Regions from separate parts of the Homo sapiens genome. Here region 2 is linked to region 1. A link is a loop called in an ENCODE intact Hi-C map of the cell type or tissue named here. Cell type or tissue: A673. All regions are shown on one strand. Links, peaks and the distances in the headings refer to the core of each region. The heading gives the core; the rest is flanking DNA.

Region 1 (15,684 bases), core at 2,872-10,871:
TCTCAGTTTATGTTGGCTAAACTTGTTTTGTGTAAACCTTGCACAACTTTTGTTCACTTTCTATGCTGTTGGTGTATATTTAACTCACTGAAAACATCTTTTGCAAGATAAAACAGCTAACGAAAAACCAGTATTTCCCTTAAATCTAAAAAATCAGTACTGTCCAATAGAAATGTAGTGCAAGCCCCAAATATTTCAAATTTTCTAGTATCCGAATTTTTAGAAAGTAAAAGGAACAGGTAAAATTAAATATATTTAATTTAACCCTAGCTATAAAAAATATTATTATTTTGACATGCAATCAATTTTAAAATTATTAACAAGATACTGCACGCTTTTTAATAGTAGGTTTTTAAAACTTGGTTTGTATTTTACACTCACAGCACATCTCAGTTTGGACTAAGCACATTTAAGTGCTCAGTAGCTACACTTGGCTCCTTGACTACCATTGCTATGTCTAGATCATTAGAATGAATGGACCTTCTTAATATTGGGACTAGGTTGCCAGATTTAGCAAATAAAAATACAGGATGGCCAGTTACATTTGAATTGCAGATACACAATGAATAATACCTGCATGTGACACATTATAATAAAAATACTTATATGAAACAAGTACTAAAAATGTATTCATTATGTATCTGAAATTCAAATTTAACTGGAGCATCTGTATTTTATCTGGCAACTGTGATTAGAACAGAAGGGTCAGACTTTTGGCCACAGACTCAATAAATCACAGTAAAAGTTATTATGTGGTGTAAAAAAATCACCATACTTAAGAATGCTATCGTAAAGCTCCCATTTTAATAATAACAAGGCAGTTTGATACTATTTTGGGGGGAAAATGAGGTCCAAGCTTGAGATTTCCATAGTAAAATCTATCCCTTAATGTTATCCTAATTGGTCTAGTTGACAGGAAGTGTGAAAGCCAAGCAGGAGATTTTTCATTCAGATAGAAACCAAACAGCAAAAGAACTGCCAGTCAATTAGTTAACTAAGATTTGAGTTCTGTTGGTTGACCTCTGAGTTCCACACCCTCATCTGAGGAGAATGGCATAGGACTGAGTGGTTTTCAGACTGTTTTCAAAAGCAAAATGTTTGTGACCTTTCTATTTTTTGCTCCTTTTATATTTTGTTTCTCAATGAATGAATCAAGACAGTTGCTTGGAGGTCGTTCTAGGCTCCTTCCTCTTCTTCACCTTGCATCCCACATCTGTCCCTTCCATCACCCAACGGAGTCAATGTGCCTTTCTAACCCTTCTTGAATTCCCTCAATCTGCACTGACACAGCCCTCGCCTTATTTAGTCCTCATAATTCCTCATTTAGGTTCTACAGATGGCTTTCTTCTTCTCTTGGATAAGTTTCTATACCAAAATAAGTTTGCAGTAGTGTAAATGCTGAGGTAACACATCTATGGGGCTTGAAACATGGACAAATTGCTTTCTAGAAGGGTTGTACCAACTTACGTTACAGATATCAACAGAAGACATTGTAATTTCACTGTCACATTGCCAGTTCATGCTATTATTACTTTTTCTTTTGGAACACGAAAATACACTCAAAGCGCAGAATTTGCTCTCTGCGTATTCTACTTTCCTTCAAATGGTTCATTACGATCTTACTAATATAAAATGTCCACTTTCAATCACTTGCTTCCCATTTCTCTTCTCACTCCAGGCCCCCAACAGCTTTGCTCACAGAAGTAGCCCTATCATCTACAGTTGTCTTTTGTTTTTAGTGAACATCATAATTAATTCTTTATAAGGGAAGTGGATACTTTGCTAGTTGAGACACAAAATTAGAATGTCATCTCTGCTACATATTAACATACAGTGTATAAGTAGACCTCTGCCTTCAGCAAATTGCAAACTGTGAATGAGCTGGAATATTGTACCAAATTTAAAAAATGAATAAAGAAAGTGGTATGAAATGTGTTGACGAGATGAAAATGGCTACTTAAACTTTAGACATGTCCTGCCAAGGTGAAAAGAGAGTTGCTAATTGATCCTGAAAACATAAATGTTTTCATATTCTTTTCTGTTAAAGGATGCACCTTTAATAATGACCTTCTTTTACTATACAATAGATCAGGAGATAGCCATGCACATTTATTAACAATAAAATCTCTGTATATTTCCTAAGGCATTTTTATTATTTACATGTCCACACATGGCGCTGGCTACTTTACTGACTAAAACAAGAAATAGAAGCATTAGTTTTGTACCCAATGCCATGACATGATAACTCATAAAATAACAACTGTTCTATCTATAAGTTTCCAAAAGACATTAATTTCTAAGTGGGTATAGGCCCACAGAAGGAGGGTGGATATTGGTTTAGTATTTCTCCAAATTTAACCACAAACAGTTGCAGTTCTTGACAGTAATACAGGTGCTAGCTACACCCAATAACCTGTGCTTAGTACAGTATCAGGCACCTAATGGTCACTCAGTATATACCCATGTGCATGTGAATGAATGCCCTGCTCTCAGAAAGAGATAAGAGGTAAGGATTATCTAAAAAATGTAGGCATTGTGAGTTACTCTTACTTATGCACAACAGGCCTACTTTTTGCCTTTTTAGCTACCCTAAGATAAGACAGTTTTACAAAAGCTACAAGAATGATTATTTAGGGGGAAGAAAAAGGTTATAAAGAATTTCTGAGGAACAGGAAATAAAATAGAAAATTCAGTGACTTCACTTAGAACTTTACTCACAGTATGTACCCATTTCCTTGACATTTTTTTCCCACAACTACAATTTTTGTCTTTCAATAGGTTTTTGATCTGCCTTGACTTCTATATGATTTCTTCTCTTAACTTATTGAAAACATCTTCTGTAAGATAAAACAGCTAACAAAAACCCAGTATTCCCCCTAGGTCTAGAAAATCATACTGTCCAATAGAAATAGTGGACAGTAGCAGTAGACAACTGTCTCTGCAAGAATATGAGATCATGTAGGGCCGGGCGCGGTGGCTCACGCCTGTAATCCCAGCACTTCGGGAGGCCGAGGAAGGCGGATCACGAGGTCAGGAGATCGAAACCATCCTGGCTAACAAGGTGAAATCCCGTCTCTACTAAAAATACAAAACAATTAGCCTGGCGTGGTGGCAGGCACCTGTAGTCCTGAATACTAGGAAGGCTAAGGCAGGAGAATGGCGTAAACCTGGGAGGTGGAGCTTGCAGTGAGCCAAGATTGCGCCACTGTACTCCAGCCTGGGCAACAGAGCGAGACTCTGTTTCAAAAAAAAAACAAAAAAAAAATATATATATATACACACACACACACACACACACACACACACACACACATATATGAAATCACCTCACATACACAGATGAGAATTTCATGTTTTTCTTTTCTTTTTTTAGAGACATGGTCTCGCTGTGTCGCCCAGGCTGGAGTGCAGTGACGCAACCAAAACGCTCTGCAGCCTTGACTTCCTGGGCTCAGGTCACCCTCCCATCTCAGCCTCCTGGGTAGCTGGGCGACAGACACGTGCCACCATACCCAGATAATTTTTTGGTATTTTTAGTAGAGATCGGTTTCACTATGTTGCCCAGGCTGTTCTCGGACTTTTGGGCTCAAGTGATCCACCTGCCTCAACCTCCCAAATTGCTGGAATTACAGGATTGCACCACCATACCTGGCTAGAAGTTCATGTTTTAATGCATTTATTGTTTCAACATGTACTGAACACTAATGATAACCTAATTGCTAACTCAACATCTCCTTTCATTCTTAAATCTTCTAAGGTATTTGATACTGTTGAGCATTTCATTTTAAAAATATTACTCCTAATTTTTGTGATATTGCTCCCCTTTCTCTGATATTTTCAGCTTGCTCTTGAAAAGTTCCTCTCCTTGGCCAGGTGTGGTAGCTCATGCCTATAATCCCAACACTTTAGGAGGCTGACGTGGTAGGATAGCTTGGGGCCAGGAATTAGACACAAGCCTGGGCAACACAGTGAGACCTTCTTAGGCATGGTGGCATGCACCTGTGTTCCCTGCTATTCAGGAGGCTAAAGTGGGATGTCTTGGCTACAGTAAGCCATCATTGTACCACTGCACTCCAGCCTGGGCAACAGAGTGAGACTCTGTCTCAAAAAACAAAACAAAACCAAAAAACAAAAACAAACAAAAAAAAACTTCCTCTCCATAGTCTTCAGGCTTTATGCCACTCTATGTGTTTTCTTAGTGATTTCATCAACTTCTGTGGTTTAGATTATTCTGACACTCAGATCGTCATCTCCTGACCTCTAGGCCTGTTTATATCAACTTACCAAATTTTTCATCGGATGTCCTAGAAATACATCAAACTCAATATATCTTGAATCACATGTATTATTTTATTGGTAAAAACTGATCTTACTTGATTCTCCACACCTCGGCTAAAACGATCATCACAGATGCAGTTGCCAAAGTCAGAAACAACAGTATCTTCCTTGATCAATCCCCTTCCCAGCCTGCCTCATCTTATTGGTCCCCATGTCTTCCTGATTCTCATTCCTAAATCCTGTCCCCACTTTATCTTTTGTACCCTTAAAGTCCCTGGTCCATGTCCTCTTCAACTCTCACATAAACAATTCCAATATCAATTTTGACGGAATTCTCTTCCCTACCGGCATTCTGTTTTGGCATGTGCCTAGGTATAAAAACTACTATTTCCAACATCATTTGGGTATTAAGAACCCACGACCATGTTACAGTTTGGGGCCAATTATAAAAGCACAAAGCTTTTGAACAAGGACACACTCAGCTGGCACTTGTCTTTTGCCCTTTAGCCTTCCTGGTCTTCCTGCATGTACTGCAAATGTAATGCTAAAGTGGACTAGCTCTCTGCAACCACAAGGCAAAGGCAGGAAGTGAAAGGTACACACCAAGTGCTGAGTGTCTAGATGGAGTCACCCTACTGCTCTGGATTGCTTACCTTCAGTCTCCTTCTTATGCGGTGTGAAAAACAGTTTAAGTCAGTGTTTAGTCATTCTTTCTATTATTAGCACATGAATGCAAGAGAAAGGATACATCCTTCCAGCCTGTCTTCCTGCATCTAGCTTTCTTCCTTCTTTGTCATTCCAAATTCTTTGCCAGAATCGACTTTCCAAAATATTACTCTGGCCATATTATTTCTTCTGCCTATAAACCTCTCCTTGGTTTCCATTGCCTTTATAACAAGCTCTTTACCCTAGCCTTGATGCAAGACCCTTCACCATAAGACGAGCTTGCATTCAGATTATATCACTTACTGTTTCCTTATGCAAGCACTGCACTTTGAAGACATCAGAAAATGTCATGCACTTCAACAACTTTCTGCCATTTCCATGCTCTTTCCTTTTCCAGGTAAATCTTTTCCTGCTATCCCTGCTAGATAAACTTACATTCATTTTGGAGAGCAAAGCTCAAATACTACCTTCCTCCTGCAGCTTTCACCTAAGCCTTTTCCAAACTTAAGGTCGATTTGACCACTTCCTCATTCTTTCTAAGAGCATGTTATTTACAGCACTACTGCATAGTACTTAAGAGCATATATTTGGGAACTTCCTGGACTCTATCAGGCTCTGTGACTTTGGAAGCTGATTGATCTTGAACATAGTGGCTCATTACCCTCATCTGTGAAATGCTGGTAACGTTGACATCTACCTCGAAGGGCCTCTGTAGGATTAAATAAGACATCTGGAGTTATTAGAAGAAAATCTGACATGCATAAAGTACTCACTGACAGTTAGGTATTATTTTTAGCTATTATCCTCATATTATTATATATATGCCTATCATATATACATATATATGCCTATCATATATATATATGCCTATCGTATATATGCTTATATATATATGCCTATCATATATATATGCTTATCATATACACATATATATGCCTATCATATATATGTATGCCTATCATATATATATATATATATATATATATATATGTGCCTATCACACATATATATATGCACCTATCTCTCCTCCCCTTGAGCATTTGGGGATAAATCGCTTCCTTTTTCTTATCCTCAGTGTCAATCACAGTGTTTTTCCAAAAGTACATGTTTGACAAATGTTGGATCAAATCACATTAGATTGAGCAACTCGTATGTGTAAATCCCATTCAGTGCTAAATGTCAGGTTACTAAAGTTCATTTTAATATGTGTTGCAGATGTTAAATGAGAAAACTACTACCAATCCCCATCCAACCCAAATCATTCTTGTCAAGAAAGCTTTTGAGATAGAGGAGCGACTACCTCTAAGGAAGTCTGAGTAGCTTTAGGTTGCCAAACATGGTGAGAGAGCATTCTGCCACATAAATTCCCCAGAGACGAATATAGGGAAGTACTAAAAATTTTAGAAGAATGGAGAATTGTGTCATTGCTACATCCTTAACAATGTTTAATTCAGACAACAGTCCCTGATTTTTTAAAGTGTGTAATAATCCCTTCCTTACATACTCTATGTTTTACCAATCTATTATATGCTTCCTATTCTAGGCTACTTCACGTTTAAATATAAATCAGTGCCTTCAAACATGCCAGGCACTGTGTTAGGCACAAGGAATAGAAAGATTAATAAGATTCTCCAGCCTGGGTAGAGAAAGCAAGGGCAGAGAATGCTTTAGAGAGTTATGAATATGATTCTATTTCCCCAGGGCATGATTGTGTCAAAGGAAGTCAGGAGTGTTGAATTTTGAGACCACATCCAACATTTTATTCATCTCAGCTATGGAAAAGCTAGGCAAGAAGGAAAGTATAGAATGAAATTAGGAAAGGAAAAGAACACATTTTTATAAGCTTGACTGTGGCCCAACAATATTTTTTTTCAAATAGAAGGCAACAGAAATGGGCAAAATATGTGGTGTCTCGCAAAGACAAATTTTACAGGCACCCTGCATACTTCTCACAAACTCTGTGTCCTCCTCCCAAATGAAATTATTATATATATAGATCATTCTAAAAGAACTGAAGAATCCTGGCAGGGTAATTAATGAATGACAGATCAGTCACCCATGTGAAAAAATAAAATGTGGCAAGAAATTATGGCTTTGTCAAGAACTTTGAGGTTTTTAAACTGAAAGCAATTTGTACAGTGACTATTGTGACCATACAACTTCCTAATCTCAGTTCCCATAAAGTCTGGGTGGGGGCCAGTTGGAATGGTTCATCTCAGTTGCAGAGATATCGTTCACAGAGGAAATAAAAGGATTTTAAACACTGGAGTCATTTCCTTTGGTTCTCAGGTCTTTGGTTAGTGATATCTTCGGCTCAATTCCTGCAGCCTAGCTTAGAAAAATAACGAAATCTGTTCCCTGAAAGGTTTTCCAATCAAACAAGTACAGTTTTCAACTCAAAACATTTAAGTCCAATAAAAGATTTTCCTTTGCCAGAGGGTTCTAGGAAGACTAACACCTTTCTAAGGTTCAGACTGCTCTCTAACAAGTTACATAAAAATCCGCCACCAGTGTAAATGTCAAATGCGAAAGGATGTGTTCAGGAGAGAGACCTATATAATCAAATCTCTAGCTGCTCCTTTGGAACTGCTGCTGAGGGGTCTTGCTGAAAATAATAGGGCCCTTTTATGACACATAGCACAAATGGTAATAGCAAGTTACCTCTCAAGTGGAACCTAAGAACTCTGGAATGGTTACCTGAATGTGGTGAGAGCAGACAAGCAGCGCTTTCCAAATATATCCTTCAGCTAAGGACTTTTGGAACTGCTGCAAGATTATAAAGAAAGGATAGATTGTTGGAATTTTCCTCTGCTCATATATATGCATTCTAAATGCCAAGGTTGGAAGCCCAGTGCACACAGTATTGTTCACATGCCACAGAATTTGAAATATTAGACAGCCTTTGTCCCAGATTGATCTACAAGGAACAGGAAGTATTATGGCTGTACCACCGCCGCTTTTTGTTTGGTGTGGGTTATTTCGTTTTTATTTTCCCTGAAAAGTCCTTAGTAGTAATCCTCAAGTCTTTGGGTCAGTTTCTTGATGAAAAGAAAGTCATAAAGTAGGATGGATCAAATATCAAATGGAAAATATAAATAAATAGAATTATGTTTATATCCTGATATCAAATCTTAAAGTTTTAAGACTTTTTAAATTACTTATTCCAGATATATTTGTGAATACTTATAAATCTTAATTATTAAATTAAAGAAGGATTAATGCAACATTTATAATCTCTAGATAATAATTTAATTCTAACTAATGTCAGATGAATCAAAATTTGTTCATTGCACTTATCACATGCTGCAGCTAAATGATAAATTACTGTTTTTAAAACCTTTTTCAAATGCCTAAATCCAACATTTAGAAATCTTTGATATATTTATTTAGAATTAAATTAGTATAAAAATGACAGAGCAGTCCTCTGCTTGGTAAATAATCCTGACTAACTGATGAAAAATAAGGAAGACCACCTTTTCATTGTGCAGACTTTCCCATTTTTTCTTTCTCTTGACTCTTATTTTTAGTAAATCTGAATAAAGAGTCAGAAATGATAAGGAAAAGGAGGCTTTTACTAAATGTGTCAGAAACACCTAGTGTTTCTGAAACCAGAAAAGGGAAAAAATATTAGTACCATAACATAAGATTTTAATTGCATGCAAATTTAAACCAAATGTTACTGGGAACGCTTGCCTTTTACTTTCTAACTTCTTCTCTCCAGGGAATTCCAAACCCAGGAGCACAGTGTTAACAAAGTGGCTCTGAATATGAACAGAAATGAAATTTCTGTTTTCAGTTAGTCTTGTGATACATATGCTTTCATTTTTTTCCCAAGACACAATTGGATCCTTCAACTTTAAAGTCATAATGTGAAAATCCCATTTTTGTTATTATTCTTATAAATGGTGAAGTGGTTGAGTAATATTCTCCAAATAAAGGCAAAAGGGGTGTTATTCTTTATGTATGATGGTCCTATGAGTAGGGTCCATAATTTTAATTATTTGTGCTGATTCAAACTCTTTTGCCTGGCTCCCCTTTATTTCCAACAGCAGACATTGGCAGTGTTGGGCTAAATATAAAGTTGAGGTCTTTTGACATGAGTTAGAATCAGTAGACCCAACATCGTGACTCACAGAGGCACCAACAAATACCATGGAAAAGTAAAACTAGTTCTCCACATGTTATATACTGAATATTAAAGTGACACAAAACACCCACGCACAGAACTAGTTTTATGCTATCGCCTGTTCATATACCTTATTAGGATCACTGTTAAATTTGAGAATCACACTTATTTTTAGAAATTTGGTTTAAAATAACCTTTTTTATTTATTTTATTTTATTTGAGATGAAGTCTCTCTCCGTCGCCCAGGCTGGAGTGCAGTGGTGCGATCTCAGCTCACTGTAACCTCTGCTCCTGGGTTCAAGTGATTCTCCCGCCTCAGCCTCCCAAGTAGCTGGGATTACAGGTGCATGCCGCCATGTCCCACTAATTTTTTGTATTTTTAGTAGAGGCAGAGTTTCACCATGTTAGCCAATAGGTCTTGATCTCCTCACCTAGTGATCCACCCACCTTGGCCTCCCAAAGTGTTGGGATTACAGGCGTGAGCCACCACGCCCGGCCAAAATTAACTTTTTATTTTAATCAGTTCTCATGGCATCTGTTGAAAGATTTTCTCCTTTATCACTAACCAAAAGGAAACTCAAATCTTTTCATAATAAAATATTTGTAAAACATGCAGAATAGATTTTAGCACAGAGTGGGCACACAATAACTTGTAATTTTAAACAAGAGAAATGCATAGCATCTGCTCATATCTTTATAGGAAAAAATAAACAATGCTAACATAACTAAAGCAATGCTGCAAATAGTCAACAATATTACAAATTGAGCATCCCTAATCCAAAAATCTGAAATCCAAAAGCTCTAAAATTTGAAATGTTTTGAGTTGCTTATATGATGCTCAAAATTCATGCTCCAAGAAAATGCTTATTGGAGCATTTTGGGTTTTGAGTTTTTGGATTTGAGATGCTCAATTAGAATGCAAATATTCCATGATTTGAAAAAAAAATCTGAAATCTGAAATACTTCTGGTCTCAAGCATTTCAGAAAAGGGATACTCAACCTGTATCATATGGTACATTATTTGACATAGGCAATAGAAAAGGGACTTTACCAAGAGCTAACCTAGGCAGGGAACCCTCTATAAAGTAAGTAGAATTTAAGTTTGCCTAATAATCTAAGTCAGGTTTAGAATGGAAGAAGAATAATGAGCTGGAGTATGAGCTGAGTAAAGACTGAATGGTGGTATAAGTATAGCGCGTTGGGAGAGTAAAGTGACTGGTCTTCTTGGTGTCAAAGATACATATTAGAACAAGGTGAAAATCACTATGGGTTGATCTATGATATCAGTGCTCTTTAAATCTATACTGAGAAATTCAGACTTGATAAAGAATGAAATAACAAGTCACATACAGGTTTGAAGCAGCCAAATGTTGTGATTAAAGCATTGTTTAAAGAAGCAGTGTATCTGCAAAAGTATGGAGTCCACAGGTACTTAATAAGAAATTGTGCTTATTCCATCTCTGTGATAAATGGCTGCAATTTTATCCCAGTTTCTAATCACAGCCAAAATCACATGCATGATCATTTTTTTGTGCTATAACCATGAATTGAGAATCTGAGATGTGGTTAAGCCATTCATCATTTTATTCTTTTAGACATGCATTGGACAACTACTTCACGTGCAAAGCATGTGCTAAGCATGAGTGAACAAGAAATGAATACGATACAGTCCTTTGTTGTTGTTCTGAATAGGTGTACAATTCTCACTCTTGATAAGCCCATAGTTTAAGTGAAACATGAATAAAGAAAAATCACTGATTATACACAGCTTGCTAAATTCTGGGTATACTTTTGGGAGAACAGACTTGTATTAAGGGATATAGAGGAAGGATACCAAAGGCAGCTTGGGCTAGCGTGGAAGGCACAGGGAAAGCTTTGAGGAATTTATCAGCTGAGTCTCGCAAGTCAAGGAAGAGCACACAGGCAGCATAAAAGAGGGATGACATGTGAGACATTAAATACCCAGGCTTTAAAACAAAGCAGACCTGAATTTATATCCCAAATCTGCTATTTCATGTTATGGCAACTTAGGCAAGTTCCTTGTCTCTTTCACCTAGAAAATGAAGACAATAATTATATCAATTTGAAAAAACTGCTATCATATATGTAAAACTCTTAGAATAATTTATGTACATAGAAAATGCTCACTATATATTAGTCATTATTAGTAAATGTGGGGTGCTTGTTACGTTACAGGCAAAGAGAACAGGCACCAAAGTATTTTTCCATGTGGCATGTAAATAATTAGGTATGGTTGGTTGGATATGTGGTAAGAGATAAGAATTGACCAGAGCCATCACTATGGCCACATAGGTTGCTCATTGTATAATTCTAGAGATGCTATTCACATGGAGTAGAATGTGAATACTCCCTACACTCAAGAGTTATATTTTGCAATCTACCCACCTGACAAAAGGCTAATATCTAGAATCTACAAAGAACTTAAACAAACTTACAAAAAAAAAAACCAACCCCATCAAAAGTGGGCAAAGGATATGAACAGACACTTCTTAAAAGAAGACATTTATGCAGCCAACAAACACATGAAGAAAAGCTCATCATCACTGGTCATTAGAGAAATGCAAATCAAAACCACCATGAGATACCATCTCGCGCCAGTTAGAATGGCGATCATTAAAAAGTCAGGAAACAACAGATGCTGGAGAGGATGTGGAGAAATAGGAACGGTTTTACACTGTTGGTGGGAGTGTAAATTAGTTCAACAATTGTGGAAGACAGTGTGGTGATTTCTCAAGGATCTAGAACCAGAAATACCATTTGACCCAGTAATCCCGTAACTGGGTATATACCGAAAGGATTAAAAATCATTCTACTATAAAAAAAAAGCGCACGTATGTTTACTGCAGCACTATTCACAGTAGCAAAGACTTGAAACCAGCCCAAATGCCCATCAATGATAGACTGGATAAAGAAAATTTGGCATATATACACCATGGAATACTAAGCAGCCACAAAAGGAATGAGTTCATGTCCTTTGCAGGGACATGGATGAAGCTGGAAACCATTATTCTCAGCAAACTAACACAAGAACAGAAAACCAAACACTGCATGTCCTCACTCATAAGTGGGAGCTGAACAATGAGAACGCATGGACACAGGGAGGGGAATATCACACACTGGGGCCTGTTGGCAAGTGGAGGGATAGGGGAGGTATAGCATTAGGAGAAATACCTAATGTAGATGATGGGTTCGTGGGTGCAGCAAACCACCATGGCACATGTATACCTATGTAACAAACCTGTGCATTCTGCACATGTACCCCAGAACTTAAAGTATAATAATTAAAAAAGAAGGAGATATGGGGAAAAAATAGATTATATTATACAAATGTACACTATTTCTGGTGTTAGAGAGGAGAGAACAAGCCAGATGACGAGAGGCCTTATATTATGATTAGTAGTTAGAAGTTTCTCTTTCTTGACATCTCATTCCAAATAACAGAGATTCAAAATTTCACATATATAATTGAATTTTAATGACAATATGAATCTTCATATTTTCTCATTATTGAAAAAATGAGTTTTTCTTGCATCTCAGTATTGCTAAATTGTGCTAATACTACTTTAGTCATTATTGTTGTTTTCTATTATAGATAGGAGAATTTTTTAAACATATAATGAACATTGAAAAATCAATACCTCACCACACAAGAACCCTTGTAATCACTTCTATACAATTCCTTTAGACCTTTGCCTTCTAAATGCATTATGTTTAGAGAATTGTGGTCAGATCATGGATACAATTATATAATTTTATTTTTTTGCTACCTTTTCAAGGGTTAATTCAGAAATATTTATTAGCTCATATTATGTGCTAGGTCTTGTTTTTGCACATATGGAAAAATATGCTCTCCCCATCAAAGAAGTCACAGTGCAGAGGAGAGAGACATGTCAACTGATAATTACACATATCAAGTAAAAACATTGTCAGAAGCCATCATACTTCACATTTTGACCTAGTTATTAGCAGAGCATACATAGATTTGTCTTTTTTTTTCGCAATTAATATCATACTATAGCTAGGTTTCCATGCTGCCTCAGAGTCTTAACAATTTTTCCTTTACATAATTATAAAATACTCTATAGTTTTAACCAGAGTTTAGCCATTTCTATTTGTGCATATTAGGTTATTTCCAAGTTTTCAGGAATACAAAGCAAAGGTTGCATTCATGTGTATAATTTTTCTATTCCTAAAACATTATTTCTGTAGAAAAAAATTACATAATCTAGTGTATGTACCTAAAGAGTATGGAAAGTTTATTGACTCTTGAAATGAGGTCATAAAAGAACCTCATTTTTTTTTAAATACAGCTGATAGTAAAGAGATATCCTAATGTTAAACTTCAAGGAATCAGAAAAAGAAAGAGAAATTAAGGCCAAAGTTAGCAGAATAAAAAAAAACAAAGATCAGAGCAGAAATAAGTGAAGCAGAACTAGAAAAACAATAGAAAAGGTCAACAAAACCAAGAGTTTTTTTTTTTTAAACAAACAAAATTGACAAACCTTTAGCTAGACCAACAAAGAACAAAAAGAAAGAAGACTCAAATAATATCAGAAATGAAAGAGGAGATATTATAGCTGATACCAAAAATACAAAGGATCATAGGAGACTTCTATGAACAATTATATACCAACAAATTGGATAACTTAGAAAAAATGGATACATTCTTAGACACATAAAACTAAAACATAAAAACCAAGACTAAACCATGAAGTAATGGAAAATCTGAACAGACCAATAACAAGGAGATTGAAACAGTAATAACATTTTTCCCATGAAAGAAAAGTCCGGGACCTGATGATTTCACTGTTAACAAACATTTAAAGAAGAACCGATACTAATACTTTTCAAACAAGACTTCCAAAAAATTGCAGCAGAGGGAATACTTTTAAATACATTTTATAGGGCCAGCATTTTCCTGTCATCAAAGCCTGACAAGAACACTGCAAGAGAAGAATATTACAGGCGAATATCCCTGATGAACATAGATGTAAATAACCTCAACAAAATACTAGCAAGTCAAATTTAACATCACATTAAAAGAAGCATTCACCATGATCAAGTGCAATTTATTCCAGTGATGTAAAGGTGGTTCAACATACATAAATCTATAAATATGATAAATCACCTTAACAGAATGAAGGACAAAAACCATATGATAATCTCAATAGTTGCAGAAAAATTATTTTACAAAATCCAATCCCCTTTCATGATAAAAAATCTCAACAAATTAGGTATAGAAGGAATGTATCTCAATACCTGAAAGGACATATATGATGGACCATAGCTAATATCTCATTCAATGAGGGAAAGTTGAAATTTTTCTTTTCTGAGATTAGGAACAAGACAAGGATTCCCACTCTTACCACTTCTATTGAACATATTACTGGACGTCCCCTAGCGAGAACAATTAAGCAAGAAAAAGAAATAAAGGGCATTCAAAATGGAAAGGAAGAAGTTAAATTATCCTTGTTTGTAAGTAACATGATTTTATCTATAATGTAGCCTAAAAAATTCCACCAAAAAACTATTGGAACTAATAAACAAATTCAGTAAAATTGCTGGATAAAAAATCAACATACAATATAGTAATATATGTTAAGTACACTTAACAATGAATAGCCAAAAATGCAATTTTTAAAATCCCATTTACCATCACTACAAAAATATCAAATACTTAAAATTAAATTTAACCAAGGAGATGAAAGGCCTGTACATTAAAAAAAGATCCAAAATTGATAAAAGAAATTGAAGAATACACAAATAAATGGAAACATGTCTCACGTTCATTGATTAGAAGAATACTATTAAGATGCCCATACTACCCAAAGCAATCTACAGATTAAATGTGATTGATATAAAAATTCCAATAACATTTTTCACAGAAATAAAAAAAAGTCCTAAAATTCATATGGAACCACAGTATTCCTCAAACAGCCAAAGCTATCTTGAGTAAAAACAAACAAACAAACAACAAAAAAAAAAAACAAAATTGAAGGCATCACACTACATGACTTCAAAATACACTACAAAGCTACAATAATAAACAGAGTATGGTACTGGCATAAAAACTATTACATAGATCAGTGGAACAGAATAGAGATCCCAGAAACAAATCCATGTGATTACAGTCAATTGAGTTTTGACAAAGGTACTGAGAATACACAAGAGCAAAAGGACAGTCTATTCAATAAATATTGTTGGGACAGCTAGATGTCCACAAGCAGAAGAATGAAATTAGACCTTTATTTCATACTACATACAAAAATCAACTCAAAAGGGATTAAAAATGTAAATATAAGACCTGAAACTATAAAACTACTAGAAGAAAACACAGCCGAAAAGCTCTGTGACATTGGTCTGGTCACTTATTTATTGGACATGACACTAAAAGCACAGGAAACAAAAGTGAAAATGGATGAATGGGACTACATCAAACTGAAAAACACAGCCAAGGAAACAATCAACATGGTGAAGACATAACATATGTCTGATACGGGAGGAAGTATTTGCAAACCATAGATCTAATAAGGGGTTAACATATATCAATTCAATATCCTAATTTTAAAAATAGGCAAAGGACCTGAATAGAT
Region 2 (15,684 bases), core at 3,224-11,223, 170 kb after region 1:
TCATCTGGGCAAGAATACACCCCCTTGGTCAGTATCCACTCTATTAGGTGTCCTGATGTTGGCAATGAATGTGTCATGTTCGCAGGGCCTGATACTGTTTAGTAGTAGTATCATATATTGAAATTCTTGGTTTAACTTCAGCAAAGCCCCTAGAGACTTGCTATTCCATGTATACATACTTGTGTGTGTGTGTGTCTGTGTGTGTGCGCACGTGCACACGTGCACCATGGATACAAATAGTCAAGAATATCTATATCTATGTCTATATCTATACACACATAAACACACACACACACGTATGTATGCATGCAAATGGGTACCACAGAATTTACCACTAGGTTAACAAAGCTTAGAGACAGAGAGAGAAAGTATGTGACCATGAGAAGCAAGAATACAGTTTGCTTCAGAGTTAATTTTTGCATCATAAATGAACAAAAGTCTATTATGGCATGAATATTTATGGGCATAAAATACTTGTGGAAATTAATATACACAAATATGTAAACACATATATACACCATACACACACATGTGGAATGAGATAGAGTAGCAAATGTTCCAATATGTGGGTATTCCTAATTGCAGAGTTTGAAGAAAAACACTAAGAAAGGTAGATAATTAATAATTACCAACAATTAATCAATAAATAGTAAGGGTAATTTAAAAAAGTATTTCATAAAAGCACCTACCACCAAACAAAAATCAGAAATGAAAGCAAAACCAACAAACCAAAAAGAAAACCAAAATGAAAGGCTTTCACTTTTCCTGGAGACTAGAAGAATTACTGGCAAAGTTTCCAGATCTAATACTAATTCGTGTCAGCCAATGTGATTTCAAATGCTGTAGAGTTCAAATGCAGAATATACCTACTTCTAAAGAACTTTTGGCTCACATCTATAATAACTTAGCATATGTTTATCAGTGAAATTTTGCTAATAAGAAACTGCATATGTGTTAAAATACAAGTGTTGATCTCTCTTTTTCCTGGTTTATAATTGGATCTCATAGAAGTCCATATGCCCCTTGGTAGAAACTTTCAAGCAATAATTAATTATGTTGTTTTAAAATATTATTGGTTGTTTTTGGTTGCTTAAGTTGTGAGTATTAGAACCACATTAGCAAAATCATCAAGTAAAAAATACATAACTCTATTTGATTTGCTATACAGAGATTCCATGATGAATAATTAAAATATTCCCACCAGACTTTTCCTTTCAGATGGCAAAATGAAGCATGATTACAAAATCTTCCTTCCTACAGACCTAATTATAAGCAAAAGAACAGCAAAAATGCCCAGCTTCAATCAAGCAAAGAAAGTAGCTTATAGCTATTTAAGAAATAAATGTTTCTATAAATCTATACTCCTTTAACGCAAAATGGCACACAGAGCTCGTCTAATATTAATAATAAAAAACTCCTGATAATAAAAATATCTGGTTTATTTGTACCAATACACACAAAGTCAAATGCCACCATCACATTTAATGGGGAAATAAGAATTGTTCTCATTATAATGAAGAACATAATAAAAATGTGCCATAATTTGATACTGCTCTGGAGGTACTAGATAATGCAATCAGATAAGAGAAAGAAAAAGAGTTGCAGAAATGGGAAGCCAGAATCAGACATATTTATCACCAATCTTAGGTGATGTGATTACACCTAACAAAACCCAAGAATATCAAATTAAAAATATATTAGGAACACTAAGATTATTCTATAAGAAAGCAATATATAAAATTGCCATTTAAACGTATTAAGTATAATGAAGGCATGAACCAATTTTCAATAGCAAGCAAAAACATAAAATACTATATACACAATGAAATACTGTACAGCCATAAAAAAAAAAAGAATGAATGTATGTCATTTACAGTGACATGGATGGAACTGGAGGTCACTATGTTAAGTAAAATAGGCCTGGCAGAGAAAGACAAATATTGCATATTCTCAGTCACATGTGGGAGCTAAAAAAGTTGATCTCATAAAGAGTGAGAGTAGAATGATAGAAACTACAGGGTGGGAAGTGTTTATGGGTGCAAGAGGGATAAAGAGAGGTAGGTTGATGGGTACAAACATACAGTTAGACAAAAGGCATAAGAGTGATTATCCAACAGCAGAATAGAGTGACTATGTTTAACAACAATGTATTGTATATTTCAACCTAGCTAGAAAACTTGAATTGTTCCCAACACATAGCAATGATAAATACCCAAAGTGATGGATACCTCAAATACCTTGATTTGATCTTTATACACTCTACTGCATGTAACAAAATATCACATGTACCTTATAAATATGTATCATGTATCAGTTAAAAATAAATATAAAATACTGGGTATAAATCTAACATAAATTTATATCACTTAAGTGAAGAAATTTAAAATTCAACCACATACCATAAAATATTTTAGTGAATAAATAGATATATCATGCACTATAAAAGGGGGACCTGAATGTATAAAGAAGCCAAAATTGTTCAAAATTAACTTATAAGTAAAATGTAGGCCCAAATGAATTATCCATAAATTAGTGTATGTTTGCAAAAACGAACAAAATATTTGTCTCAAAAAAAGACGCAGTTGCAGAAAATTTTTGAAAATTAAGAATCAAGAAGGGAGAATAGTCTTAAAAATAATTATGAAATCATAATTTTTAATACTCTTTTTTGGAGAAGAGATAGATCTATAGCAAATGTAAAAAATAGAAGAATTCAGAAATATAACCAAAACATATGAGAATTAAATCCATAATGACGCAACCAAATTTCAAATCGGTATACACGGAGAAGTTATTCAATAATTACAATAATTAGTGTTGGGACTCTAGGTCCAGTTGATTGGACTGAAATTATACACAGGTACGTGTGTGTGTGTATGCAATGTATGAGCACGTACATGTGTATTCCATCGCTTACACTAAAATATAAAAATAAATACAAAAAAAATCTAGAAGAAAGAATGGTTGCATTTATTCATAAGCTTTGGTGGGAAAGGTGTTTAAGTAGACATCAAAACCTAGAAAGCACAAAAGAAAAACATATGAGATATTATTATACATATATTTTAAACTTCTATATGGCAAAAATATCATAAGCAAAATCAAAATGCAGAAAACTAATTGGGGAAAATCTATGCAATGCCTTATCAAATACATATGTATTTTCCTTAATCTAAAAAAAACTCAAAAAAGTCAGTAAAAGACAATACAAAGTGAAAAATCTGTAAGGAAGGGTAGGCTTCCAGGAGAAACATACAAATATTTTATCCTCCTTTGTAATGAAGTAGATATATAGTAAAATTAAGAGATTGTGTTTTTCACAGTTCAGATTGGCAAACATTTGTAAATACAGTGATTGTAATGTTAGAGCAATTATGAGGAAACACAGAAAACTGTACTGGGTGAAGTGTAAATGCATGGATAATTTCTTATGGGCAGTTTAGCAATTTCTATTACAATAACAGAAAACTCAGGATTTCTTTGATGTAATACAGCAACTCTTAGAGAAATTAATCCTAAGAAGACGATCCTAGAGGTTCATAAGGAAATTTGCAGGAAAATGTTCATCACGTCATTATTTGTATTACCAATGAAAGCCTCCATAAGAGTGGACTAATTAACTACAGCAAATACAACGTTGCTATTAAAAAGAATGAGGTAGTGCTTTAAGAGAAAAAGCAAAATGAACAACTGAGGAAAGGAGGGAAGAAATCAAGTAAGCAAGTTGGTATAGGCATATCTATAATAACTTTATATATGTGCAAATATATATATATACACATAATATTTTCTAGAAAAGCAGGCAGAATTGTTAATGGTAGATTTGGAAGGAGAAAATGGCACAGAAGATGTCCACTTTTCCTTTTATAGCTTTCCATAGTATTAATTTTTTTTTTTTACCATGCACATTATAGTTTTTTGTTTTTACTTTGTTTTTCTTTTACCTTTTATGGCAAAAGGCTTATCTGTGCAGTAGATTATGAAACATTTTGGGGGTCCTTTTTTATATTCCTTAACATTAAAAGAAAAACACATTATTTAGTAAATTTAAAACTATTCCCCTAAACAATCGATTACCATTCAAAAGAAACTAAGATACTCCATATTCGCGATGCTGATTAAGGCTCACTCAAGACAGACACTTTCAGAGCAGAGCATAAGCTTTGTCCCAGGAGAGAGGGAGCTTAGTTCTCTCCATCTCTGTGGCCCCTGTACTGTCTACTATAGTGCCTTATACATACATGAGATGCTTAGGGCAATTTCGTCACATGAAGACCTTTTAAGATTGAATTGTTTTCACTTATTTTACATGAAGTAAACTAACTGAAATTAGTTTACTTTATATAATTACCTATATGATTTTCTGTTCTGTGGACATCAATCCCTGTCTAGACAAATTTTACATATATTGGCAATCTCTAAAATGAAAGAACCAAACCTAACTCAATTGATCATTCAATTTGCAAACAAACAAAAAACAACCAATTATGAACCATGCTAACTAGCAGGAACAGTCATCCCTTAATTCTTAGCCATAATTTTATAATGACAGTTTTTTAAAAAATCCCTAACTTTCAAAAATGTTCAAAATGAACAACTAGATTTTTTTTTTTTTTTTCAGATGGAGTTTTTACTCTTGTTGCCCAGGCTGGAGTGCAATGGTGAGACCTCGGTTCACTGCAACCTCCGCCTCCCAGGTTCAAGCAATTCTCTTGCCTCAGCCGCCCGAGTAGCTGGGATTACAGGCATGTGCCACCATGCCCAGCTAATTTTGTATTTTTAGTAGAGATGGGGTTTTCTCCATTTTGGTCAGGCTGGTCTCGAACTCCCAACCTCAGGTGATCTGCCCACCTTGGCCTCCCAAAATGCTGGGATTACAAGCGTGAGTCACCTCACCCGGCCTGAACAACTATATTTTTATGAATAAATCGAGATTCATGGGATGGATTCACAAAGAGAAACAAAAAATTAGTTCTGAAGGCTATCGGAATTTAACTCATTTGCAACAGCATGTTACATTGGATTCTTTAACTGAGGCACCAAGATAAAACAGACAGCAGACAGCTGAGTTGTTAGACACACGATACAATACCATTTGCAAAATGTCAGAGTAGGGTGACAGAGAGCTAAATGGCCTAAAATCTACATTGAGGATTAAAAATTAGTGCAAACCAATGAAACCAGGAAGAAGGACTTGTGTTAAAGATCTGTTTGGAGAAAGTTATTCTGTGCTTGCTTCTCAAGTTAAGACAGAGGAGCTTCAGAGGGACCCCTCAAGAGCTTAATATGTTGCTCTGAGTTAATACGGCAAAGTGAACTGTGATTGGTCCCTATACAGGAAACATAGAGGACAAAGTAAGCAACTGATGAACTGCTTTGGGCACAAAGTAGAAAGGTGCAGCTGTATTGGGATTGACCTGCATTCTCAGACTTTGTTGGAGCCAGGGATCAATGTCCCTGGACAAGATGTGGGTTACAGAGGAATAGAGAGAGTACGACTGTAGCTTTTTTGTCTCCTGTCCAGGAAAACCACTGGAGGCTAATGAGATTCCTGCAGAGAGAATTTTAGGAGTAGATCTCCACGGGGTGCAAAGGGAGCAGAGAGCTGGAGAAAAATCTATCATCAATGTCACAGATGTGCTTTCAAACATCCACAGTAAAGGCCTCAAAGGAGCCTAAGAAAGATCTCAAGAAAGAGAGAGACCTGGTAAGAATATACAAAGCCATCTCAAGAAAGTCAAGTACGAACTTCCCTACCTTCCTCACCTGTCCTCCCCTACCCTCTCACTTTGACACTAGCAGGGTTAGAAATGAGAACCAGCAGTTGAAGAATGAGGTGAACTGCAAGAGAGGAAAGAAAAAGAAGCACCAAGCATCTTACTCTCAAGTCCCTTCTACTGCAGACTTGGGCTGGAGGATGGGACACAATGTTAATCTACATTTTTATTAAAGATGGATTATTGAATGGGAGCTGCACATTCTAATTTCGGAATTGAGCCTCAATTTGCTACTTAAAGTGGATCCTGGTCTCTGTGACCTCATTTAATTAAGGAGGAAATTGGAGCTCAGGGAGTTTACGATTTTTGGTTTTTGCCAATTGCTACTCAACTTATTAGTGAAAAGCAAAGAGTAAGCCACATTTTTATTACTGTATTGTAACCATTTTTAAACATAAAGAGTGTTTTGATTTGATTTTTTTTTTTTTTTTAACAGAGAGAAGTCAAGAGTGAAAATTTCTCACGGCCTTAAGTCTACCACAAATATGTGGCACTATAATAAAGTCTGTTGATGAAATACATAAATTAACTTTCATTTTCTGGAGACAGTAAATGCAGTGTTTTGTCTGACTATATGCTCGATGAACAATGTAGCATTTTATAGCATTTCTTTTATGCACAACCCCACCTGCATCGATTATTAATATTTCCTGACTAGATTAAAAGTTTTAGAGATAAATTTGCCTGAAATATTTTAGTTCAATGTCCCCTTTGGGGAATTATTTTCAGCCTTAACAGCTTAAATGACAATGCAGTCAGGAGACTTGAAACAAGACGAAAACAAGAATACTGAGGAAAAAAATAAATTTCCAACTTTATTGATAAAGAGACCCTACACTTAGTAAATTTCAAGTATGCAGCATCCCGGAAAACTCATGTGTTGTTTACTTGTCATTTACTTAAATGACAAGGCAGTGAAGAGACTTGAAACAAGAGGAAAACGATGGAAAAAAATAAATTTCCAACTTTATTGATAAAGAGACCCTACACTCAGTAAATTTCAAGTATGCAGCATCCTGGAAAACTCATTTGTTGTTTACTTCATTAGCACTTCATGTATATAGCCAACTTTATTGAGTATATTAATGTGAATAGGTTATTGTTATGATCATAAACCTAAGCTTTAAGGCCCTTATCATCCGGAATGTTTCAGTATTTCATACTGCTAGAAATTTTGTGTTAAAGAAAACAAGTTTGCATTCTCTCCCTCTTAAGGGTGCTGCCACGGCGAGTTTTGTGGGGAGAAATAAACTGAACATTTAATTCTGTCCCCACCCTATACTCCTCCCAAAACAAACCACTTGAATTGTAATTCCATCCAAACTCCCTCCAGACTATGGTTCATGAATTTCAGGGGTAAAATCTTTGTCATAACCTTGGAAACTGCGTGGAATCCACATAATTGACTATTTCCTGTGATTTGTCAAAATGCCATTCTTCCCAATAGACCATTTTCCCCCCATCGCGAATGCACACACCCATAGATAATAACTTCAATTATCAAGAATATACAAAATAGACTATAATTTAATAGGATTACAAGTGTATTTCATTGTATTAAATTAAAATAAACAAACCCCTAGACCTTTCCTCTATCAATTTTAGTCAGCATCCTGCATGCAACGAATGAAACCTATTTATTAAATATCTTTAAATATTATAGACCTAGAAATAGCACACTTACCTACACATATTTATGTGGCACTTGAAGAATACTGATTTACATGAAACTTAAAAGTGCTAGAAAGTTAACTTGATGCTTTTCAAAAATTCTTTTAAACAATTTCAGATCTTATTTTAAAAAGAAAATGAAATAAATGACAGGAATTGGCATGATGTTTATGACTTCCCCATTATTTGTCTCTCTCATCAGCCTCCAGAGTCTTCATATTTCCTTTTGGTCACCAAAGGAATTCCCAACATTCTTGGTGAAACTCCTTGTTCATGTAGCCAAAGGCATTAACTGAAAACCTACCACCAGGCTTCACAGAGCACAACTAGAAAAAAACCTGAAATCTGGCAAGAACTTGTTTTTCATAGTGCTTTTAGTTAGAAACATATGGTCAATAGCCATTTAAATGTTATGTTTGCAGGCCAAAGGAGTTCTTTCACGTAATGTTTACTTTGTGTACAAAGAGCTTCAACACCACAATAGCATACATTTGCTTTTATAGAAACTAAGAAATGTTTTAACTAAATTGTGTCTGCAAAGAGTTCTGAAACATGCCCCTGCTAATGCTCATTAATAATCTCTAAAACCGATTGGTCCATGATAGTTCAGGTTTTCTGAAGATATAAGAATGAATTGCTGGCCAGGCGCGGTGGCTCACGCCTGTAATCCCAGGCCAAGGTGAGTGGATCACCTGAGGTCAGGAGTTCGAGACCAGTCCGGTCAACCTGTTGAAACCCCATCTCTACTAAAAATACAAAAATTAGCTGGGCATGGTGGTCGGCACCTGTAATCCCAGCTACTCGAGAGGCTGAGGCAGGAGAATCACTTGAACCCGGGAGGCGGAGGTTGCAGTGAGCTGAGATCGCGCCACTACATTCCAGCCTGGGCGACAAAGCAAGACTCCATCTCAAAAAAAAAAAAAAAAAAAAAAAAAGAATGAATTGCCTTTACTAGGATTCACAATAAAACAGAAATAATCAAGAAAATGAAAGCATAACTGGAAGAAAAATTTCTCAGTCCTATTATTTAGGCATACTTAAAAATATGGCTTTGGTTGCCTCAGCAAACACACAAAATATTGAGGCCCTACTATGTGCTAAGCCATCTGATGGTAATTTGGGGTACTTGTATTCTCTCTGGAGAAGCAATATGCAAGTAAATAGTTATTGTGATTGAGAACTGTCTTATGTCAATATGGGCCAACTCCAGTTCTATGCAAGTATTCCCTTTGTTTCTTGAACGTGGCTGCACGCCTATGCCCAGTCAGCCACCTGGCAAAAGGGGCTGGGATAATAGACCTAAAGACTCACAGGAAAACCAACATAACAATAATCATAGTTTTAAACTTTGCAGTATCCTCTTGATAAAAGAAGAATGACATTGTTTTAACATACATCTTCACTTTTCCCTTCTCTATATAAAAAAATTGGCTCCTCTGGCCATTTGTACAGTCTGGGGGTATAACCAAACCATTTTTCTAATTAGTTTGAAACACTTCTCTTACTCCAATTAATCATTTTAATTATGCTGTCAACATCTGTGTCGGGACTTCAATCAAACCTGTTTCCTTAATGGCCTCCTCTGGCCATGAATTGTCAGTCTGTCCCTTAAAACATCAGACCCACACATAAACCTGGTTACATGAATTTTCTGGGAGTCTCTAGTAAGTTTCATTAGAGCATGGTGAGCTTTCCATTTGGATGAGAAAATTACATGCAAGGCAAGTAAAATATACAGATGGAAAGAGCTGTCTCCTATGACAGGGCTTCTCATGGAGAGAGGCATTTTATGTCTTTCAGAGGAATCCCCATAAAAGCAATGGGGGAAAAAATTAAGGTTTTAGGTAAAGTATAGCTGAGAGGAAGAAACAGTGAGAGACAAAGAGTGGGGGAAAAAAAAATCCTCCTCCTTTTAAACTGCTAGAATGTAGAGCTTCTTGTTATTAAATATTTCTCAGTCAAGAAAACTGAAATCTATAGCATTTCTGTGACAGAAGCAGATAAAGCCATGAGTTTTCAAGAGACAATTTATTCATTCTTAGTCTTTCTGTTCTCTTCACAAGGGAAATTATAGACAAGACTATCAGGTAGAATTCATTGAATAAATAATGCAAATTGCTGCCCCTTAGCTCTAGAGATCATTTAAAATAATAAAGGAAGTATAGATGAATGGGAGGACCCCAGTCAATAGCTCACTTCCACCATAACTAACAAGTCAGGCTTGAAGGAAAATAGTACAGCAGTAATTTAACTTCAGGGTCTTTAACAAGACAAATATCGCTGCCATCACAGTTGGCTAAATGGTGTTATCAGGATGACTGAAATTCAACAACTGATAATTAAGAATCCTCCAGCCCTTTGTGGAAAGACATTTTGTTGAGCTACAGAGAAATCTGTAGGTCCTGGGCTTGAGTTAAAGGGGACAGCCACTGGGACTGTCTACACACTGTCTTTTCTGAAGAAGTTCCTTATGGAGAAAATGACAAGATAACCTATTTTATTTATTTCCTCTATGCTTAAATGTTGAAAAATTTAAATAATCCTTTTTGGAAAGAGAGAAAGGGAAATATGTACATGAAAATTATAAGCTTAAGCTACTCCCAGAAAAATACCAGTGACTACCTCAATCCCTTGCCTTGTGGTCTGGGTGGCAAATACTGGTAAATATATACAAAAAAGGATAGTCACCTTTCTAAGGGTAGCCTGGTTGCACATAATAGCTAATTGATTTTGGACTGCATTTAAGACATTATCCTCAAAAAAGGGAATATCATTTATAGACACAAGAGTCTTATGAAGCTAAAAATAGTAGCCATGATTGGGAACTTGCTCTCTACCAGCAGTTCCCAAAAGAAGATTCAAAACTGCTGAACTGAAGCAGAACCAAGGACAATTTCAATTTGCCCTTGTTTTGTTAAGAGAAATACTACGTTTTTTGGAGTGTCTGTTCTACTTTTCAGGAAGTAAGCCATTGCTATTGTGTGATAAAATTCTACAGACCACATGGTACTGTGACAGTGTTCACAACTGTTTAGCACTCCATGATGCCTAGCACAGCACCTGGTCGACAACATGCCTTTACAAATAATGGATGAATAAAAGTGATATGAAAAGGCTTTCCTTACAAATATGAGGGAGCTTAGTTTCTTTGCTTTAATGAAAGGAAGGACAGACGTAAGGAAGGAAGGAAAGAAGGAAAGGAGGGAGGGAGGAGAAAAGGGAGAAAAATGTAATTTCTTCTGTCTGGGGTCAATATAGGCAATAATAGAGACTTAGGAAAGAGATCTAAGTCCAAATGGCAGCTTCACCACCCATTATTGTATGCCCTTAGGCAAGTACTTGTACTGTACTCACTCCCCATTTCTGTATCTGTAAAATGAAAACACTGTTATTTATGTTTGCAGTCCATTATTGTAGTGAAGGGCAAGGATAATGGAGGCAAACTACCAGTGTGCAGCCCAATCTGCTACATAGCATAGCAAAATAGGGAATGCAGAGAACGGTCTTAGTTCAAATTCTGTCTCTGCTACTTACTAGTTGTGACCTTAGGATCAAAAGCAGCAGGAAAGTTAAATTTATGCCACCATATTTAATTCTTCATTCTGTAAAGGAACTGTTTTCTAGTGGACAATGAGGTTGAACTGGTTTTCCTCAGTGCCTTCAGTTCACCAACATTCCAGCCAAGACCTAAGTCGTATTCCAATTGAGAGGCATGTTGTCTTCCATTTTTGAAGTTAGGAACATTTTTTTTTCTGTGATTTGATACTACATACAAAATAAAAACTGTTCATAAATAAGGGTAAAATATTAGCCGTCTATTTAAGGGAAACTATAGTCTATTAATTAGACAGATATGTAAATTTTTTTTTCAAGTAGCAAGTTTATTTTGAAAGATCCAAAAATAATTCACTCAGACTAAAGTAGTTAATATGTCAAATTGCATTGTTCTTCTTTGTCAATTAATGTAGATTTCTCAACATTATCAGTGTCGGTACAACTAGATAAATAGAAAACACAATATTTTCTTAGGTAACTGGCTATATCTTAAGAAATTTCTTTTAAAAAACTCCCCAAACGGCATTATTTATGCAAATACTCACTTGTTATAAGCCAATCCCAAAAGATATTTCGCTCAGACCACAACTCATAACCTCTGTGTACGCATGGAAGCTCTTCCTTAGGTTGTTTTTATACTACTACATTAGATCAACAATATGGATACAAACATATTACTGAATTGAGTTTTATGTATACAGATACAAACTTTTCACCATTTCAAAAGTATCCTACTGAATAGCAACTATATAAGAAACCAGTTGCACTAAAATTCTTTCCTAATAGCCCTACTTTTAAAATAGCTTAAACATAATACATAACATGCATCTAAGTAGAATTTCAGTCTCTACTCTCACACAAGCCAGTAAATCAATTTTTCCATTAATTTCCATTTATTTGGCTTTTTTGTATCTTATAAACTTAGAATCATATAATTTTATAGTGAGAAGGGGCTGGAGGATCTTCCTCAACTCTTTCTCAAACAAATGAACTATTTGTATAATGTGTGAAAAACTGTGTAATTCAACCACTACGTATAGGTTTTAACATATACTTACCTGACTATATAATTGATCGAAGTAGAAGTAAAACATAAGTTTCAAGGCAATTATATTTTTTATAACTATGGAAATAAATCCCTACCCACTTGATAATATCCTCGGCATATAGCTACGTTATACTATATGTTATCCATTGTGTTTTCACGATCCAAGCTTTAAATTAGCTATTTATTGTACTGTGATTCTTAAAGATACTATAAAAATACTTTTTTCAATGATTCTAAACTTTCAATACCTTATTCAAATAGAAATGGGAGGTGCCAATAATAGACACAATGGGTAAGGCACAGGTAAATTAATTTTTAGCATATTCCAAATCCAGAAAGGCAACTGGCTAAAAATATAATCAAACTAATTAAAGATTTACCATTATCTGTCCACTTGAAATTGGCCTCAAAATTGGTTTTATGACTGGGCAGCTCTTCCATACATCTGTGAGTAGCAGAAAGAACTAGGTCTCAAATCTCCTCGGATGATCTAGTAAATCAATTGGTAAGAAAACCAGGTTTCCATTTTCTGTTCACACCTGAAGCCTCCACTTCTGGAAATAACTCAAAATTCAGCACAGACTATTCTTGATTTATTCCATGTTGTTACTTCAAAAATATATCTCCTTATCACATCAAGAATCGTATTCTTACTTTCAGACTTCTCTAGAGTCACCAGCTACTCCAACTGTATCTCCAGGGATGCAATCTGACTAAATACATGATGTTTTATGAAGATCAAGCAAGAGGGGTGAGGTTGCACATTCGAGAGAATATGTGTCCCGTCAGTTTTAATCCAATTAAATGAAATCCAGTTAGTAGTGTTTGGCATCATACTGAAAATGAAGAGTTCAGTTCTACATTTTCAGAATAAAAAATGACTTTAGTTTGTCTTCCTTGTTTGAGGGTAATTATTATTTTAGATGGTGGGAGGTGAAAAATAATAATTTCATATATGTTAAATAGGCAGAAATTCTTATAAAGGATTATAAACCACTAAAGACAAATGCATGCTGTTAGTTAAGAGCAGTAAGAGGAAGAGAAGCCAAGTGGAGGTCTAGGGACAAGACCACAGAGCTGGGGGTCATCAGTGCAATGTTCCAGCCTCTGATGGGCTCCCAGAGAAATGAGCAAGCTCAGACAATTCACTTTACCTCCTTGAGCTTTAATAACCTTGCTGGTCAAATTGAATATTTATTATATTACTTAATATAAAAAAGTAGAAATACAAATAGATGATAAAATAAAAATACTTATAAGATTTAAAATATTATGCTTGAGATGGCAGAGTGGTATGGAAAGACCACGGATTTTAGAATTAATACAAATAAGTGTTCAAATCCTCCAGTGAGTGACAATGGGCAACATAATGAAATTTCCCTGAATCTCTTTTTCTGACAAAGTAGTGATAAAGCCAACTTCACAGAGTTGTTAATAATTAAATGAGAGAATATACAAAACATTTTGATTCTTCTGTATTTCATAATTTTGTATGCAATTACCACTTGTCAGTTTCATTACTTAAGATTTCATTTATTTATATCTGCATACGTATAACAGCATTTTATGTATATATGAATTTTTATATATGGATTTTTATTTCTACAAATACAGGGATTTTTCATATTTACATGGATTAATTTTCCTTTAACAAGAAAAAGGATTATTGCTAGTGGCTGGCTCTCCTTAATCACTGCAAGAGTGGTATGGCGCTTATGATAATGATATTTCACATGTTGAAAACTAATAAAACAGACAAATATATTAAAAATTATTAAACTAAGTTTAAATTAATTTAAAAAGCATTACAGATAGCATTTTATCTATTAAAAAAGGATTTAACTTAAACTTTTTAAAAATGATATATATAATAGGAAGGAGGGATAGAAAATATAAAATGTACTTTATTTGCTACCATTTCTGCTATGTCACTGAAATACTATGATCTAATTATCTTGTCAAACTGAAAAAGCGAAGCACATAGAGAAAACCAAGATATTTGACATCTCCTAAAAAGTAGAATTGGTTTTAGGGGATTTTACAGTAAAACCAGCTTTGCTTGTGCTATAATAGATTCAGGCAAAAGGTATTCCTCTCTTCTAAGGATATTTGACTTTTGAACAGAAGAAAAGATGTGGCATTTTGTCAAATCTCTCTAGTACAAACTTGGAACTGACGCTATAAAGAATATGATGAACACATATGATTTTGAGATTCATTAAACTCAATTTATTTGGCAACTAGAGAGGGTATTCAAAGTCCTTCATTAAGTCCAGGGAAAACTTTTAATACACAATTTTAAAATTAGACTTTGCAAAATTGCATTCTGTCATAAGATAACACCCCAATGGCGGTGTCCATTGGCCAAATAAAAAACAGAAAAAGTAAATGTGCTAAAGGAAGACAAGGCCAGCTTCATGGGCATGAAACTGGTACACAGAGCTCTTCACTTAGAGGGACACCATTCTTAGTTTAATTCTTTGCTACCACCTCTGAAATACTTATTTTTGTTGTTGTTGTTTTAACCAGAAGCCTCATATTATCATTTTGAACTAGGCTCCACAAATTATGTAGCCAGTCCTGGGAGAAGACAGACAAACTCTATCAAAATATCTTCCTATATGTGCTTGACATTACTTTGATCTAGGATTGTGCTTTAATAGAAGATATCTATCAGTAGAGACCTGTCCTCAGCAAAAATGCAAGGCAATGTTTGTGTCTGGCCCCAACTTGGTGTTTTTGCACAACGTTTTCCCTTGGCAGCCATCTCCTTAGGTGCAAAGGATGCTACTTCTCTCATTTTCCTCCTACCTGCAGGCAACAAAATGTGCTGCTCACCCTACACTGATGCATAGTCAGACAACATACTCTGTGCCATCTTGTGACTTTAAGGCAATAGTTCGTCTCTTTTCAAGGCATTTCTATTATCCTTGAAATCTTCCACTAATGCATTCAAATTTTTTACTCTATTAAAGGGTAACATAACTTCTGAGACTTGTGAATAACATATTATTTTAGATAGCAGTTCTTGCCAGAACTCCAGGAATTGTACTTGTGAGGCAACTGCTTATTTAATACCGCTATTCCCCTCACTAAAAAGGGATGACTGTTCTGACCACATCATTCTTTCTTCTTAAAAAAAAAAAAAAGTTAAAGTCTACCTGAGATCTAATCACTCTGCAGTGTCATTAGGAGTTAAATAACAGCTGTAAAGCTCTCCTGATCCTTTGCTTAATAATCATGATTAATGACTGCAAATAGTACTGTCCGACTATTTTTGGACAACAAAATATCAGAAATTCAGTTCAGAAATTCCACATCTGCGAGGACCTGCAGCCACTTCCTGGTGCTCAGACCAGCACACGAAACACTGAGAGAACAACTGATTTCTTATTAGGCACACTTTAATGCTCCCGCCCCCAAGATTTTCATTTGTAAATGCCATTTGTCTTGGTCTGTCTTCAGGCAGACAAGGATAATGAAGTGAATTTAGTGTCGGTGAAAACAGGATTGGGGCCTAGAGCTTGAAGAATGAGGCTTCCCTACTTATCTCCAGAAGAATTACGGCATGGGCCCTAGAGAAGTCAGGCTTCCTCTACTAACTCATCCTTTCCACAGCCCTGTCAGGGGATA

Evidence for each region. A loop is a pair of places that touch in the nucleus more often than their neighbours do. Peaks named below come from ENCODE experiments on the same cell type or tissue, not always from the same donor. Only the 100,000 strongest peaks of a DNase experiment are listed, where the experiment ranks them.
Region 2: a loop joins it to region 1, with 2.0 times the contacts of the local background. A loop is called at or near these places in 3 of 110 quality-filtered maps.

What each region holds. Positions count from the first base shown.
Region 1 is chr3:29,504,901-29,520,584 of GRCh38, reverse strand. The region is part of intron 3 of RBMS3 (RNA binding motif single stranded interacting protein 3); the gene reads right to left. Among named protein-coding and RNA genes, the nearest start is that of RBMS3-AS2, 130 kb to the left of the region's middle. RefSeq lists an enhancer at 4,682-5,299. In A673, for the core only: no CTCF peak of the experiment used is centred there; a DNase peak (open chromatin) is centred at 6,294; H3K4me3 peaks cover 1,096 bases; H3K27ac peaks cover 1,915 bases.
Region 2 is chr3:29,339,096-29,354,779 of GRCh38, reverse strand. The region is part of intron 1 of RBMS3 (RNA binding motif single stranded interacting protein 3); the gene reads right to left. Among named protein-coding and RNA genes, the nearest start is that of RBMS3, 66 kb to the right of the region's middle. In A673, for the core only: no CTCF peak of the experiment used is centred there; DNase peaks (open chromatin) are centred at 7,189 and 7,689; H3K27me3 peaks cover 1,954 bases.